Linked DNA regions of Homo sapiens: region 2 is linked to region 1. The links are chromatin loops, found by intact Hi-C in ENCODE. Cell type or tissue: natural killer cell. All regions are shown on one strand. Region 1 holds the start of RNF168 (ring finger protein 168). Region 2 overlaps UBXN7 (UBX domain protein 7).

Region 1 (8,000 bases):
AATTCTACTTTGCCTTACTCACTCTCCAGTGTCCGTGTACCTCATTCTTCTCAGTCATGGGACAACAACTCAGAACTCATCAAATTCGGGAGTAAGAGCTGTAACAATAGTGAGACCTCATCTCTATTTTCATAAATTAAAACAAAAACACCTAAAATATACATCATGAGATCCTATAAATTGTATCTTAATGTGTATTTGTTCTCTAATGAAGTACCATAGTTATTTATACCAGAAAGGAGATTCTTACATCTTGACCATTTATTTATAATATTTATCGAATACCAAATGCCATGTACTAGGTACTGTGGATAACAGAAACATTAAAAATGTGGATCCTGCCCTCGAGGTAAAGATTAAGTGCCGATGCTTTATTTGGGAGGTACAAATTCAGGACAGCCAGAGTGAAGAAAGCTGGAAGGAAGTTAGGTAGAGAAGGATGTGAAGTAATACATGGTGATGTGTTACCTTGCTGTCCCCTCCTTGAAAATGAGCCACAAGAGACACAGCAGCTTTTTCAGCAGGCACACTCCCTCAGTCTTGCCTGTCTCCAGACACACTGGAGAAACCATCCTTGGAAGGAAGAAGAAAAGGGAATTTAAGTATTGTGCTCGGTCAGTCCACTGGTTTCAATTGGTGAAAGTTACTCCATGGGGAGTGACCCCCCCACCCTCCCAGCATGCATTACCGAGGCCCTAGCAGCCTCTGAGAAGTCAGCTCCTGCATTGTTCAGAAGTGGCAGGAGAAGCCAGAGATTCCGGAAATGCAACTGGTGAGCCCCAAAAAGAGCAAGTGATTATGGGTACAGAAAGCAAACAAAGTGAAGGAAATCTGAGGAAGTACATGAAATATATCCATTACACAAGACATAAGCACCTGAAGATAGAAATCAAAATACAGGAGTTCAATAGTAAAACTGCAATAAAAATCAGTATCACTGGGCAATATATGACTGGGTGAGTTTAGAAAAGGGGCATTACTGGTGGTGGGGAGTGCATTAAATTGCACATAAAAGTGCACTCTGGAAGAAGTGAATTAATTTTTTTTTTTTTCGAGACGGAGTCTTGCTCTGTCAACCCAGGCTGGAGTGCAGTGGTGCAATCTGGCCTCACTGCAACCTCTGCCTCCCGGGTTCAAGCAATTCTTCTGCCTCAGCCTCCCGACTAGCTGGGATTACAGGCACCTGCCACCATGCCCAGCTAATTTTTGTATTTTTAGTAGAGACTGAGTTTCAACATGTTGGTCAGGCTGGTCTCGAACTCCTGACCTTGTGATCCGCCCTCCTTGGCCTCCCAAAGTGCTGGGATTACAGGCATGAGCCACCGTGCCTGGCCCAACTGCATTAAATTGGTGTTTGAAGTAGGCACAGCCACAAAGCAACCCATTTAGGATGAACCGAGAAAGCAATGTCATGAAAGCAAAACGTTTGGATGACAGAGAATAAATCATAGTTGCATGTTTAAAAGAATAATGGGAGATTCGATGGGAAAAGCAGGTTGTGGACATATTAGGAAGCCTGAAGGCCAGGTGCAGTGGCTCACGCCTGTAATCCCAGCACTTTGGAAGGCCAAGGCCGGTGGATCACCTGAGGTCAGGAGTTCGAGACCAGCATGGCCAACATGGTGAAACCCCATCTCTACTAAGAATACAAAAATTTGCCAGGCGTGGTATTACAATGCACGTGGTATTACAAGGCACGCGCCTGTAATTGCAGCTACTCGGGAGGCTGAGGCATGAGAATCGCTTGAACCCAGGAGGTGGAGGTTGCAGTAAGCTGAGATCAAACCACTGCACTCCAACCTGGGCAACAGAATGAGGAGCCATCTCAAAAAAACAAACAAACGAACAAAAAACAAGCCTGAAATTCCAAGCTAAGGTACTGTTACTGTAGACAACCAGATGACAGTCCCAGGTTTCTTTTTTTTTTCTTTTTTTTGAGACAGGGTCTTGCCCTGTCACCCAGGCTGGGGTGCAGTGGTACGATCACTGTTCACTGCAGCCTTGACCTCCTGGGCTCAAGTGATCCTCCCACCTCAGCCACCAGAGTAGCTGAGAGTATAAGTGTGAGCCAGCACACCGAGTTAATTTTTTTATTTTTTGTAGAGACAGGGTCTCACTATGTTGCCCAGGCTGGACCTGAACTCCTGGGCTCCACTGATCTTCCCGCCTTGGCCTTCCAAAGTGCTGGGACTACAGGTGTGAGCTATCACAGACAATAACAGGTTTCTGAACCCACATTGAAATGAAAGTTCCCAAAGACTTCTACCAACGACCGATGTCTCCTCGTTGTTCTCAACCTGGAAACCATCCCCTACCCAGCCTGAATGCTCTCAGCAGCCTCAAAACAACTTAAAGGCTGCTTTCACGCACAGTGATTTTCTTTTCTCTTCCTTCACACTGATTGATTCCCTCAAAAAATGCAGGTCCGGAGCTGGCTATGGAGTTGCAAGCTCTAGACCCAGCTACTCCAGAGGCTGAGGCGAAAGAATCCCTGGAACCCTGGAGTTGTAGTCCAGCCTGGATAAAACAGTGAGACCCCAATTCTTTTATCTATTTATTTATTTGTATTTTTTGAGGTGGAATTTTGCTCTGTCCCCCAGGCTGGAGTGCAGTGGCACAATCTCGGCTCACTGCAGCCTCTGCCTCCCAGGTTTAGCGATTCTCCTGTCTCAGCCTCCTGAGTAGCTGGAATTGCAGGAGCTTGTCACAATGCCCAGCTAATTTTTGTATTTTTAGTAAGGACGGGGGTTTCACCATGTTGGCCAGGCTGGTCTTGAACTCCTGACCTCAGGTGATCCGCCCGCCTCGGCCTCCCGAAGTGCTGGGATTACAGGCGTGAGCCACCGCACCCGGCCTTGTTTGGCTGTTGATTTTGTTTTGAGGTTTCCCTTTTTCTACCCAGAAACCAAGAAACCAGGGGTGTCTGAGGCCTCGCAGAAATCTCAGGGAAAGGTCAGGCTCCACCCAGGCTGCACTAGGCGGGGCTGCGACGCCAGGGCGGGACCGTCTCCGGCTGGGAGGGAGGGCGGGCGGCGCGCAGACCCCGGAAGTCCCGCCCCGGGAACGTTCGCCCTTGGGCAGTTTTCTGGGTGGGAAGTGCGATTTTGGCGGGCGGTTGTGACGTTGCTAGCGCTTGTCCGGTGGCTGCTGCGCTGCCGCAACGAATAGGGTTTCTGGCTGCGTAGGAGGGACGGGGGCGCGGAGCTCTGGGAAACTGCGCCAGGCGCCCGAAAGGTGAACACGGGAGTCGCGCGTCTCCCCCGCAGCAGCGGTAAAGCGGAAGTTATGCTGCAGCCGGAGCCCGGGCTTCCTCCCGGAGCCGCGTCCCGGGGCCCGGCTGCCCCGAGCTGAGCGGAGCATCCTTTCCGGGTGAGGGGAGGAGAGGACTTGGCGCGTTCCCCTCGCTGCCCCGGGAGCCGCAGCCGCGGTGTTCATGCCGCGGAGCAGCCAGGCTCCTCCGACGAAAACCTGCATTTATTTGCTGGCGGGACGTTTGCCTTGAAAATGGACAAAGACGCCGCCCTCCGGGGTATTCCTGTTTGCCTGACCCTGAGAGCGCCTTTTTGCTTCAAGACGTGTTGGATGCTCCTGTTCTCCGAATTCTGATACGCTTCTGGGCATAATACTGAAACACAAAACTGCTTTTGCTCTCTCTGTGGTTGGCCGAAAATAGGATTCTTTTTCGTGCAGGTGTCGTTGTTTAGTCGGCTTTACTAACATATTGAAATGGCTCTACCCAAAGACGCCATCCCCTCGCTGTCCGAGTGCCAGTGCGGGATCTGCATGGAAATCCTCGTGGAGCCCGTCACCCTCCCGTGTAACCACACGCTGTGTAAACCGTGCTTCCAGTCGACCGTCGAAAAGGCGAGTTTATGCTGTCCCTTCTGTCGCCGCCGGGTATCGTCGTGGACTCGGTACCATACCCGAAGAAATTCTCTCGTCAACGTGGAACTGTGGACGATAATTCAAAAACACTATCCCAGGGAGTGCAAGCTTAGAGCGTCTGGCCAAGAATCAGAGGAAGTGGGTGAGTAAACCATGGCGTGTTTGTTGGCCAAAAGCCGCAAGTCTTTGAAAAGGTGAATCATCACTTTTCCATTTAAAAAGTAAAAACAAACCAAAAAACCCGACTAGTATTTGTCTAAATAGTTCTCAGAGGTTAGGGGGTTTATGGGTCCCCAAATGTCGATGGATTATAAAGTCAAGGGCAAGATTTTGTCCATTGTCAAAATGCCCGCGCTGTGTTCGATGGGTGTTTGTTGTGTTAAAAATTAAAGAATTGCCCGTCTGGAGCCTTCTTTTTTTTTTTTTTGAGACAGGATCTCGCTCCGTCCTCCAGGCTGGAGTGCAGTGGCGCGATCTCGGCTCCCTGCAACCTCCGCCTCCCGGTTTCAAGCGATTCTCCTGCCTCAGCCTCCCGAGTAGCTGGGGTTACACGCGTGCACCATCACGCCCGGGGAATTTTTCTGTTTTTTAGTAGAGACGGGATTTCACCATGTTGGCCAGGCTGATCTCAAACTCCTGACCTCAAGGGATCCGCCCGCCTCGGCCTGCCAAAATGCTGGGATTACAGGCTTGAGCCACCGCGCCCGGCCTCTGATTTACTTATCTATACATCTCCATTCATTTAATTCTTGATTCTCCTAATCATGCGACGAGGCTAAAGTCGCTTTTTTATCACTCAACCCTGCACCCGGTAGACTCAGGAGCCCCAAACTGAACCCTTGACTCTTTCCTCCACTAATGTGAGCAATAAGCCGGGCGGTGGTTCCTGTCTGGGCTTAGGATATGGTGTCTCCGTTCTCTCGTGGACAGGTCTTTTTTTTTTTTTTTTTTTTTTTTTTTCTAATTTTTTTTGGTCACAGTTATATGTGTACCTGCCTTTTAAACATACGTTTATTTTATTGTAAAAAAATGCCATTTTAAACATTTTTAAACAATAGTTAAAAGAAAAAGCTTTATTCAAATGCTCGCAGACCATACAATTCACCTACTAAAAGTGTGCGGTTGGCCGGGAGCGATGGCTCACAGCTGTAATCCCAGCGCTTTGGGAGGCGGAGGTGGGAGGATCTCTTGAACCCAGGAGTTGAGGCCGGTCTGGGTAACATAAATTCAGTAAAATGTTTAAAAGTGTGCAATTTAATGGTTTTTGGTATATTGCGTTATTTTTAAAATATTGTCCAAAATGTATATAACAAACTGACATTTTAACCATTTTTAAGTACAATTCAATAGCATTAATTACATTCACAATGTAACCATCACCACTGTTTCCAGAACTTTTCATCACCCCAGATAAACTCTAACCGTGAGGCACTGACTCCCCATTTCACCTTTCCCCCCAGCCTCGGCACCTTCTATTCCACTTTCTGTCTCTATGAATCTGGCCATTCTAGGTATTTCATAGAAGGGACTCATGCAATATAGGATCTTGTGTGTCTAGCTTATTTCACTTAGCGTGTTTCTGAGGTTCATGTACAGTGTGGCATGGATCAGTACTTCATTTTTCGGGCTGAATAATAATTTGTTTTACGGATATACTTGTTACATTTTGTTTATCCATTGGCTGGACATTGGTTTTTTTCACCTTTTCGTTATTTGAATACTGGCGATACGAACATTTATGTACCAGTATGTGTTTGAATACCTGTGTTCAGTTCTTTTGTCTATATATCTACGAGTGGAATTGCTGGATCCTATGGTAATTCTGTGTTTAGCTTTTTGAGGAACTGCCACATTGATTTCTACAGTGGCTGTACCATTTTACATTTCCATTAGCAGAGTACGAAGTTTCCAGTTTCTTCACTTCCTCACCAACACTTGTTATTTTCCGTGCCATGCTAGTACATGTGAACTGGTATCTTAACTCTGTGTGTCAAAAAATTGCGGGGCCGGGCGCGGCGGCTCACGCCTGTAATCCCAGCACTTTGGGAGGCCGAGGCGGGCGGATCACGAGGTCAGGAGATCGAGACCATCCTGGCTAACACGGTGAAACCCCCTCTCTACTAAAAATACAAAAAATTAGCCGGGCATGTTGGCACGCGCCTGTAGTCCCAGCTACTCGGGAGGCTGAGGCCGGAGAATGGCGTGAACCCGGGAGGCGGAGCTTGCAGTGAGCCGAGATCACGCCACCGCACTCCAGCCTGGGAGACAGAGCGAGACTCCGTTTCAAAAAAAAAAAATTGTGGTAAAATATAGCAAGATTACCATTTTAACCACTTAAAAATGTTTTTGACTAGAAAGAAGGGAGGAAAATTTTAACCGTTTGTAATTGTATGGTTCAGTGGCATCGCCTCCGTTCACACTGCTGTGCATCCGTCACCACCGTCCATCTCCAGAACTTTTTAATCCTCCCAAACTGAATTTCCACACCCTTGAGGCTCACCGTTCCTCCCTCCTACTATCCCCTGGCAACCACCGTTCTCCTTTCCATTTCTGTGAACCCGACTGCTTCTAGGTACCTCCTGTAAGTGGAATTTTCATAGGTTTTGTCCTTTTGTGTCTGGCCTGTTTTACCTAGCGTAATGTTTTCCAGGTTCATCCATACTGCATGTGACAGCATTCCCTTCTTTTCCAGGCTGAATAATGTTCCAGTGTATGTATATGCTACATTAAAAGAAATCTGTTCCTCTGTCAGTGGACACTTGGCTTGCTTCCACTTCTCGGCTATTAGAAATAATGCTGGTGTGAACTTGGGTGTACAAATGTCTGTTCAGGGGCCTGTTTTCTATTCTTTTGGGTGTATACCTGGAAGTGGAATTTCTAGATCCTATGGTAATTCTATGTGTGATTGGTTTTGGAAACCGCCATACTGTTTTCCACAGTGACTGTACCGTTTTACATTCCCACCAACAGTGCGTGGGTGTCCAGTTTCTCTGCACCCTCGCCAACACTTGCTATTTTCTGGGTTTTGATAGTAGCCATCCTGGTGAGTATGAGGTGGTATCCCATTGTGGTTTTTATTTGCATGTCCCCAATGACTAAGGATGGCGAGCATCTTTGCATGCATTTATTGGCCATTTGTATATCATCTTCGGAAAAATATGAAATATCTATTCAAATCCTGTGCTCATTCATTCTTTTTGTTTCTGTTTTTCTCCCAAAACCCAGAAAAAGCCACAACTTTGCCTGTCATTTAATCAGGTTGTTTTTTTGAGTTGTGGGCATTCTCCTGCCTCAGCCTCCTGAGTAGCTGGGATTACAGGCATGCGACACCACACCCAACTAATTTTTGTATTGTTAGTAGAGATGGGGTTTTGCTGTGTTGGTCAGGATGGTCTCAATCTCTTGACCTCGTGATCCACCTGTCTTGGCCTCCAAAAGTGCTGGGATTACAAGCGTGAGCCACCGCGTCCGGGCTGTTTTAGTTTTTATCCACCATAGATGAGTTTTTTCTGTTCTGGAACTTCATATAAATGGAATTCTTTTTATTTCCTAGGGCTACTGTAACAAAGTACCACGAACTTAGCAGAAATTTATTCTCCCTCAGTTCTGAAGAGTAGAACTCCAAACCCAAGATGCTAGCAGGGAGCAGGGACATGTACATTGAAGGCTCTGGGAGAGAATCTGTTCCGTGCCCTTCTCCTTAGCTTCTGGTGTGGCTGGAATCCATGGTGTTCCTGGTTTGCAGCTGAGTCACTCCAGTCTCTGCCTCCATTGGCACGTAGAGTTTCCCGGTGTGTCTGTCTTTACATGGCCGTCTCCTCTGTGTCTCTCTCTTTTTTTTTTACCAGGACACTAGTTATATTGGATTAAAGGCTCTGTACTCTTTGTATGAACTCCATTATATCTGTAACAACCTGTTTCCAGTTAAGACCACATTCTTAGTTACTGGGAGTTAGGACTTAAGCATATCTTTTGGGGGGTTATTCAGCATAAGGTTCAAGATTTATTCTTTTTTTTTTTTTGAGACAGTCTTGTTCTGTCACCCAGTCTGGAATGCAGTGACAGGATCTCGGCTCACTGCAACCTCCGTCTCCTGGGTTCAAGTGATTCTCCTG
Region 2 (8,000 bases), 150 kb after region 1:
CAGATGGAAAAAGGGAACAGATCACTCTTCCAGAGCAAGCTAAACTGCTAGTAAGTACAGGCTTGCTTTGGTTCAGTTCCGACCACTGCAATAAGACGAGTCCCAAATTGTTTGGTTTCCTGGTGCATATAAAAGTTATGTTTACATTATTCCATAGTCTATTAAGTGTGCAGTAGCTTTATGTCTAAAAAAAAGCACATAACTTAATTAAAAAAAGCTTTTGCTAAAAAGTGCTAATGATCCCCTGAATCTTCAGTGAGTCATCTTTTTGTTGGTGGAGGGTCTTGATATTGATGGCTACTGACTGATTGGGGTGATGGGTACTGTGGCAGTTTCTGAAAATGTGACAGCAGTGAAGTTGCTGCATCAGTTGCTTCCTTCGACAAAAAATTTCTCTGTAGCATGTGCTGCCGTTTGATAGTATTTTACCCACAGTAGAACTTCTTTCAAAACTGGAGTCAGTCTTCTCAGAATTTGCCGCAATTTTATCCACCAAGTTTATGCAATATTCTAAATCCTTTGTTGTCATTTCAACAGTGTTAAAAGCATCTTCAGCAGAAGTAGATTCCATCTCCAGAAATCACTTTCTTTGCTCATCCATAAGAAGCAACCCCCCTCCCTTTAATGTTTGATCATGAGATTGCAGCAATTCAGTCATATCGCCATCCTCCACTTCTAATTCTAGTTCTCTTGCAGTTTTTACCCCACTTGCAGTGACTTCCTCCAGTGAATTCTTAAACCCCTCAAAGTCATCCATGAGGGTTGGAATCAACCTCTTCCAAAGCCCTGTTCATGTTGATATTTTGACTTCCTATGAGTTGTGAATGTTCTTAATGGTATTTAGACTGCTGAATCCTTTCCAGAAGATTTTCAGTTTACTTTGCCCAGATTCATCAAAGGAATCTGTATTTATGCCCAGGCTGGTGTGCAGTGGTCATAGCTCACTGTAACCTTGACTCCCCGCCCCGGCTCAAGTGATCCTCCTGCCTCACCCTCCTGAGTAGATCACCACACCCAATTAATTTTCTTTTTTTTAGAGATGGTTTCTTGCTGTGTTGCCAGGTCTTGTCTCAAACTCTTGGACTCAAGTAATCCTCTCACCGCAGCCTCCCAAAGTGTTGAGATTTGGCTCCGTGCCTGGCCAAAATGTGTTTCTTAAATAAGATTTAAAAGTTGAAATGACTCCTTGATCCATGGGCTGCAGAATGGATGTTGGGTTAGCAGACTGGAAACAGCATTCATTTTTATTTGCATTTTCGTCAGAGCTCTTACGTGACTAGGTGCGTTGTCAATGAGCAGTAATATGTTGAATCTTTTTTCTGAGCAGTAGGTCTGAACAGTGGGCTTAAAATATTTAGTAAGTTATGCTGTAAATTGATGTGCTGTCTTTCCAGGTTTTGTTGTTGCAGTTACAGAACACAGACAGAGTAGATTTAACATAATTTTTAAGGGACCTGGGATTTTGGAATGTTAAATGAGCATTGGCTTCAACTGGAAGTCACCAGCTGCATTACCCCCTAACAAGAAAGTCAGCCTTTTTGAACCTTTGAGTGCAGCCACTGACTTCTCTCTAGCTGTGAAAGTCCTTGATGGCATCTTCTTCCAATAGAAGGCTGTTTTGTCAAACTTAAATCTGTTATTTAGTGTTGTTACCTTCGTGAACTGTCTTCACTACATCTTCTAGATAAGTTTCTGCACCTTCTGCATCAGCACTTGCTGCTTCACCTTGCACTTTGATGTTATGGAGATGGCTTCTTTCCTTCAACCTCATGAACCAACCTCTGCTAGCTTCCAGCTTTTCTTTCGTAGCTTCCTTAACTCCCTTAGCCTTCATAGGATTGAAAAGAGTTAGAACCTTGTTTTGGATTAGGCTTTGGCTTAAGGGAATGTGTGACTGGTTTGATTTTTCTGTACAGACCACTAAAACTTTCTCCTTTTCAGCAGCACAGCAGTAAGGCTGTTTTGCTTTCTTTCCTTTTTTTTTTTTTGAGACAGAGTCTTGCTCTGTCACCCAGGCTAGAGTACAATGGTGCGATCTCAGCTCACTGCAACCTCCGCCTCCCGGGTTCAAGCAGTTCTCCTTGCCTCAGCCTCCCGAGTAGCTGGGATTACAGGCGCCCACCACCACGCCCAGCTAACTTTTGTATTTTTAGTGGAGATGGGGTTTCACCATGTTGGCCAGGCTGGTCTCGAACTCCTGACCTCAGGTGATCCACCCACCTCAGCCTCTGAAAGTGCAGGTGTGAGCCACTGCTCCCGGCCTGTTTTGCTTTGTTATCATTTGTGTGTTCACTGGAGTAGCACTTTTAATTTCCTTCCAGAACTTTTCCTTGCATTCACAGCTTGGCTGTTTGGTGCCAGAGGCCTAGCTTTGTGTCTGTCTCAGCTTTCCACGTGCCTTTCTCACTAAGCTTCATCATTTTTAGCAATTGATTGATTTTGAGGATGGACACTTCCTTTCACTTGGGTACTTAGAGGCCTACACTGGTAGGTTATTAATTGGCCTACTTTCAATACTGTCATGTCTCCGGGAATAAGGAGGCCTGAATAGAGGGAGAGAGATGGGAAAACTCCCATTAGGTGGAGCAGTCAGAACATACTTCTTTATTAAGTTTGCGGTCTTGTGTGGGCGTGGTTTGTGGTGCCCAAAAGCAGAATAGTAACATCAAAGGTAACTGCTCACAGTTCATTATAATAGATAAAATAATGAACTGCAAGCATTACCAAAAGGTGACACAGAGACAGGCAGTGAGCACATGCTGTTTGAAAAATGGAGCCAATAGAGGCACTTGACACAAGGTTGCCGCAGACCTTCAGTAACTTGAAGCACAATGAAACAGGGCGTTGGAAGCATTTTCTCGAAGCAGAGAAGCTAATTCATTGGAGTAAGTTCAGTGAGCTTTGCTTGATAATTCTTTGAAATAGGTGTGGGAGGCCAGGTGCAGTGGCTCACTCCTGTAATCCCAGCACTTTGGGAGGCCAAGGTGGGAGGATCACTTGAGTCCAGGAGTTTGAGACCAGCCTGGGCAACAAAGCGAGACCCTGTCTCTGTTTAAAAAAAAAAAAAAAAAGAAAGAGGTGTTAGATGTTTAGTCTGATCTCTAACTGCAAACTGTGGTGAGTCATCTTGTTGTTGTTGGTTGGTTGGTTGTTTTGAGACAGGGTCGCTCTGTCGCTCAGGCTGGAGTGCAGTGGCCCAATCTCAGCTCACTGCAACCTCTGCCTCCTGGGCTCAAGCGAGCCTCCCACCTCAACCTCCCAGGTAGCTGGGACTACAGGTGTGTGCCACCACACCCAGCTAATTTTTTAAAATTCTTTTTTGTAGAGAAGGGTTCTCACTATGTTACCCAGGCTGGTCTTGAACTCCTGAGCTCAAGTCATCCTCCTTCCCCAGCCTCCCAAAGTGCAGGGATTACAGGTGGGAGCACCCGGTTGTGAATCTTAATTCTAATTAGTTTATTTCCTTCCCAGATTAAATTAGGTAAGCCACGTAAGGTATGTTCCAGTGAAGATTTTTCTGTTTCATGCCTGCATGGAATAGAAACCCAACTGAAATGACTACTTCTGGAAAAGGACGACTGGGGTTATTTGAAGAGGATAGTGGTTTTCCAGCAGCTGGAACTGCAAAGTGTTTAAGAACTGTGTCTGTTTTTCTCTATGTTTCTCTTCTGGGGCCTGTAGGTTTTCTCTTGGGATTCTCTGCTTCACACCATTCTCTGCATACTGGTGGCTTTTGTTTATTCCTCAGCTCGCACGTGGTTCATCATGGTGACGCTGCGGGCATTTTCATCTAACACAGCTGATGAGCTTTCTGTGGTTTTTGGTTTGTGTTGTTTTTGTTTTTTTCTTCCTTTTCTTGTAGACACGATCTGGCTCTGCCCAGGCTGGAGTGCTGTGGGGCACGACCTTGGCTCACTGCAACCTCTGCCTGCCAGGCTTAAGCCATTCTCCTCCCACCTTGACCTTCCCGGTAGCTGGGACTACAGGCACACACCACCATGCCCGGCTAGTTTTTATTTTTATTTTTACTTTTTTTGAGATGAAGATTGGCTCTGTTACCCAGGCTGGAGTGCGGGTGGCATGATCTTGGCTCACTGCAACCTCAGCCTCCCAGGTTCAAGCAATTCTGCCTCAGCCTCCCAAGTAGTTGGGATTACAGGTGCGCACCACCATGCCCAGCTAATTTTTTTGTATTTTTAGTAGAGACGGGATTTCACCATGTTGGCCAGACTGGTCTCGAACTTCTGACCTCAGGTGAGCCACCATGCCTGGCCCATATTTTTTGATGAGATGGGATTTTGCCATGTTGCCCCAGCTGGTCTCCAACTCCTGTGCTCAAGCTGTCCCCCTCCTTGGCCTCCCAAAGTGCAGGGATTACAGGTGTGAGCAACCGTGCCCCGACACCCTCTGTTTTTAACTGCTGGAAACAGAATCTTGAGTCTGACTAGCTTAGCTTAGCTTAGCCTGTGAATGAATCCCTTGCGTCAGGCATTGCTGGCCGTTTGCTGTGGCTGGAGATAATTAGGCTGATTCTTGAAGACTGTGTTACTGAAATGCAAGCAGTGTTGAAGTTTGATGGGAAGCAGAGAGGGAGATGTTGAAGAAACCTGCAAAAGATGGGAATGGTCCAGTTTCTGAGAAGGCAAGAAGAGATTCAGTGCACAGGTGGCAAGATTGGGTGTAGGCAGAATGAAGGACATATCTTCCTTGATAAAAGGGAGAAAGGAAAACGGATAAAATGTTTTAAAATGAGAACAATAATTTAATTTTATGAATAGTGACTGGGTATATTTATTGGGGAGCCAAATAATAACTGTGTATTTCAGTATCACTTAATGGCTGTAAGTAATTGGGGTCAGATTTATCTCCCCGTCCAAAGGTTTATATTGGCCCTTCCCCAAGGGCAAGCTTTGGTTATATGAAAGAAGAACTTACATTTAATAGCTGATCTAATATGATTAAAAAGAGAATGTTTTCTATTTAATTCACTAATATGCTCTTTCCTCTTTTTCCGTCTAATGGCTTTGTCTTTCTCTTGTTTTTATAGGCTTTGGTGAAGCACGTGCAGTCTAAAGGATACCCAAATGAACGTTTTGAACTTCTCACCAACTTTCCTCGAAGGAAATTATCTCATCTGGACTATGATATTACATTGCAAGAGGCAGGCCTTTGTCCTCAAGAGACTGTCTTTGTACAGGAAAGAAATTAACACCATGGCTTGACCTCTCTCAGCTTACCCCTTTTTTCCCTTTTCCTGTGAGATACATGTCACTAAGTATGCATTTTGGCTCATAGGACCACAGAGCCAAAGTTGGGCAAGCAAGTCACCTTCCTTCTCTTATTTCTTGATCTCTCCTATAATCAGTCTCTTTCTCCCCCTTTGTTTCTTTCTCCTCTTCTGTTTTCTCGCTCCCCACTCCGTACCCTTCTGCCTCCCCCTCCCCCCACACTTTTCTTTCTTACCTAATCTGGTGACCAAACTGAAGTGTAAGGATAAGACCTCTCCTAGTACTAGCAGCAGGAATTGTGTGTTCCAGTAAGTGGTCTCTTGCACGGCACTTTTTTGGGATCAAATGTTAACGTTACTCCCCAGACTCTTCGGGCAAAGGAATGGCTAGATTCAGAGTAAGAACAACCCTCCCTTTTTTGTAAGTCCCCGTGTTTAGCAGGGAGAAGAAATTCTCTAACATGGGTTTGGTTTTGTTGTGTTCTTCATGTGGAAATGTCGCTTAACAAAATATCCAGGCTTTTGTTTACGTGGAAAAAGCATCCCTTGTAATGATTGCTCATCATACTTAAAAACCTTTTTCAAAGGATTTTCATGTTCCCAGCTATAAGGACTATTTCCATGACATGTGTTATTGGCAGAATGAGTGTTAAATATGGAGCATATAGCATGGGGTGACTTTCATTGTCCTAACCTGAGACAGTTTTCCTTATTACTCTGTATTGATCCTGCTAGTCCAAGAATGGACATGAAGTGAACCTATCGTGGTGACTGGGATAGGAAGGTGCTTGCTATTTTTGCCAGCACAGCATATTAGTTCCTTTGGAGCCCTCCATTGTCTGAGTCTGCAGTGATCTGTAGGAAGGCAGCTGGTCAATAATCATGTAGTACAATGGCTTGGAATTGTAACCACTATGGTTATTGATTGTCCTGTGTTGTTTCAGGCATACTTAGGTATGTCCCTGGGGAAAAAGAAAACCATTCAGCTGAGAGTTGCTAACCATGTTCTTTTGGTTAGAAATAATGGTTCATTTTTTGCCCCTGGTTGGAATAGTCTCTAAAAGGCTCTGGTGACTGAATTGAACATGAGTCCGCATGCTGTTTTCTTTCAAAAGGTATCAAAACGGAAAGCCTCTCTAAGGGGAAGACCTTTCAACTCCATTCAGAAGACAACATTTAGTAAGGAGGATGGCGGAGGTTACTAGTAATTTTCAGATGTCTTGGGCTTTTTCTGCCAACAAAACCCAAAATCAAATTAGAGTTGGTGAAAGCTTTCTTCAGTGTTTTTAGAAGAGGCCATCTTGAATCTGTAGAATACCATTTACACATCAACTTCACCCTATGCTCATTTCGTATTTTGAGCTTAAATGGAGTCCTCTGAAGGGGGGGTAGTCGTGATTCTGGTGGCAAAACTAGAACTTTTAACTTGTAAAATGAAAAATATTAAATGGACCTTTTTGTCAGTTGAGGATTTAGATTGATTCTTTTATCTGAGGAGCGTATGTTCCTCAGATGTTGCGTAGAGACCTTTAGGTTTTCATCTACTTTAAGATTGCTCTCTTGGCAATTAGGGGATTTGGGAAAAGAAGAAAAAAAGATGCCATGTGTTGCTAGTACACAGTTATAGGATATGGTTTCTAATGGTTGAATTTTGAGGAACTCTCCCTAAAGAATGAGTTTTATATCTCCTCAAGGAAATCATGGAAAAATCTGTTTATTCTTCAGTGAGTCCTTTTGAATTAATGTTCTTAAATTTTTTTCTAAGTCTGTGTAAGTGCTTATGTATAAGTATATAATTGTATAAATATTTATAAATATATTTATATAATTACGGTTTCATTTCTACCTTGAGTCAAAGTTCTGTCTTTAGATTGGTGACTGAGTAATACTTACACTTTGGTGTTTTTTCTTAGGTTCTTGAGGCTTACTTAACTAGCAGCTTCTGATTTATTGAGTGAAAGATGGTTTTCATGTTAATTCCTCAGTTGCATCTCTGAACTTGGATAACATACTTGCCGTTTGAAAAATAGAGCTGTATACTGTCAAAGGTGCACTGGAGGGTAAAACATTTGTTGGTAGTAGACAAGCTCAGAAATCCAAAAATTCAGGGAGGGCACAGGGTAAGAAGAGAGGTTTGCTCAGCTTTGTGCTCTGATGGCACCCATCTGTACTCCAGCAAAGTCATAGCTGAAGCCCAAATCGCTCAAACGTGTGAAGTCAATCATTTTTCCTATAGGGCTCTGTTTCCTTTTCTTTACCTTCTAGCTTCTCTTGATAAAACAGTTGGGAGAACTGCCAACGTGTTCATCAGTGAGAGGGTGTGGTTCTTTCCGATATGTTCAGCACGTGCATATTCATTTATGAGAAACCAAAGTAACTTCTTCAACTCGGGTTACTGTGGGATGATTAAGTAGATATAAAGTGATTTAAAAGACAGCATGGTACTTTCACTCAGCTTAACATGCAGCTGGGATGTCTACAATACAAGATGTGGTGGGTTTTATTTTATTTTATTTTGAGGCAGGAGTGTAATTATCTTAGGGTTGATATAAAGGCCCATGGGAAGAGTTACGGATTGTACATGGGAAGAATCCATAAGGAGTATTGCCTTGCTCAAGAATTTAATCCGCTGACAGTATGCTTCTTCCAGTTTGCCTTACTTCCTCTGCAAGTTTCTTTGCTCCTTAGGGCAGAGGTTTTATTGAATAGATTAAATGAGGTCAGTAAGATTAGTTAAAAATAGTCATTCCTTGTGGGTGTTGGACACAGCTTG

Evidence for each region. Peaks named below come from ENCODE experiments on the same cell type or tissue, not always from the same donor. Only the 100,000 strongest peaks of a DNase experiment are listed, where the experiment ranks them.
Region 2: it touches region 1 in a loop (14-fold over the local background); 2 of 110 quality-filtered maps call a loop at or near these places.

Annotation. Positions count from the first base shown.
Region 1 is chr3:196,498,900-196,506,899 of GRCh38, reverse strand. It overlaps RNF168 (ring finger protein 168), which reads left to right and starts at 3,132. Exons shown (of 6, transcript NM_152617.4): 1 at 3,132-4,027. The coding sequence starts at 3,727. It overlaps SMCO1 (single-pass membrane protein with coiled-coil domains 1), which reads left to right. Exons shown (of 3, transcript NM_001077657.3): 3 at 1-21. LOC105374306 (a long non-coding RNA gene) reads left to right here and starts at 4,848. Exons shown (of 2, transcript XR_924896.3): 1 at 4,848-6,466. It overlaps LOC105374307 (a long non-coding RNA gene), which reads right to left and starts at 1,548. Exons shown (of 3, transcript XR_924897.3): 1 at 689-1,548; 2 at 469-573; 3 at 8-98. RefSeq lists a silencer at 2,883-3,182 and enhancers at 3,803-3,892, 3,933-4,002, 3,654-4,337, 4,338-5,022. In natural killer cell, no CTCF peak of the experiment used is centred here; DNase peaks (open chromatin) are centred at 3,089, 4,009, 4,719, 5,369 and 2 weaker places; H3K4me3 peaks cover 3,859 bases; H3K27ac peaks cover 1,848 bases.
Region 2 is chr3:196,353,894-196,361,893 of GRCh38, reverse strand. UBXN7 (UBX domain protein 7) reads left to right here. Exons shown (of 11, transcript NM_015562.2): 10 at 1-50; 11 at 5,048-8,000. The coding sequence ends at 5,209. Among named protein-coding and RNA genes, the nearest start is that of TM4SF19-DYNLT2B, 19 kb to the right of the region's middle. In natural killer cell, no CTCF peak of the experiment used is centred here; a DNase peak (open chromatin) is centred at 3,783; H3K27ac peaks cover 878 bases.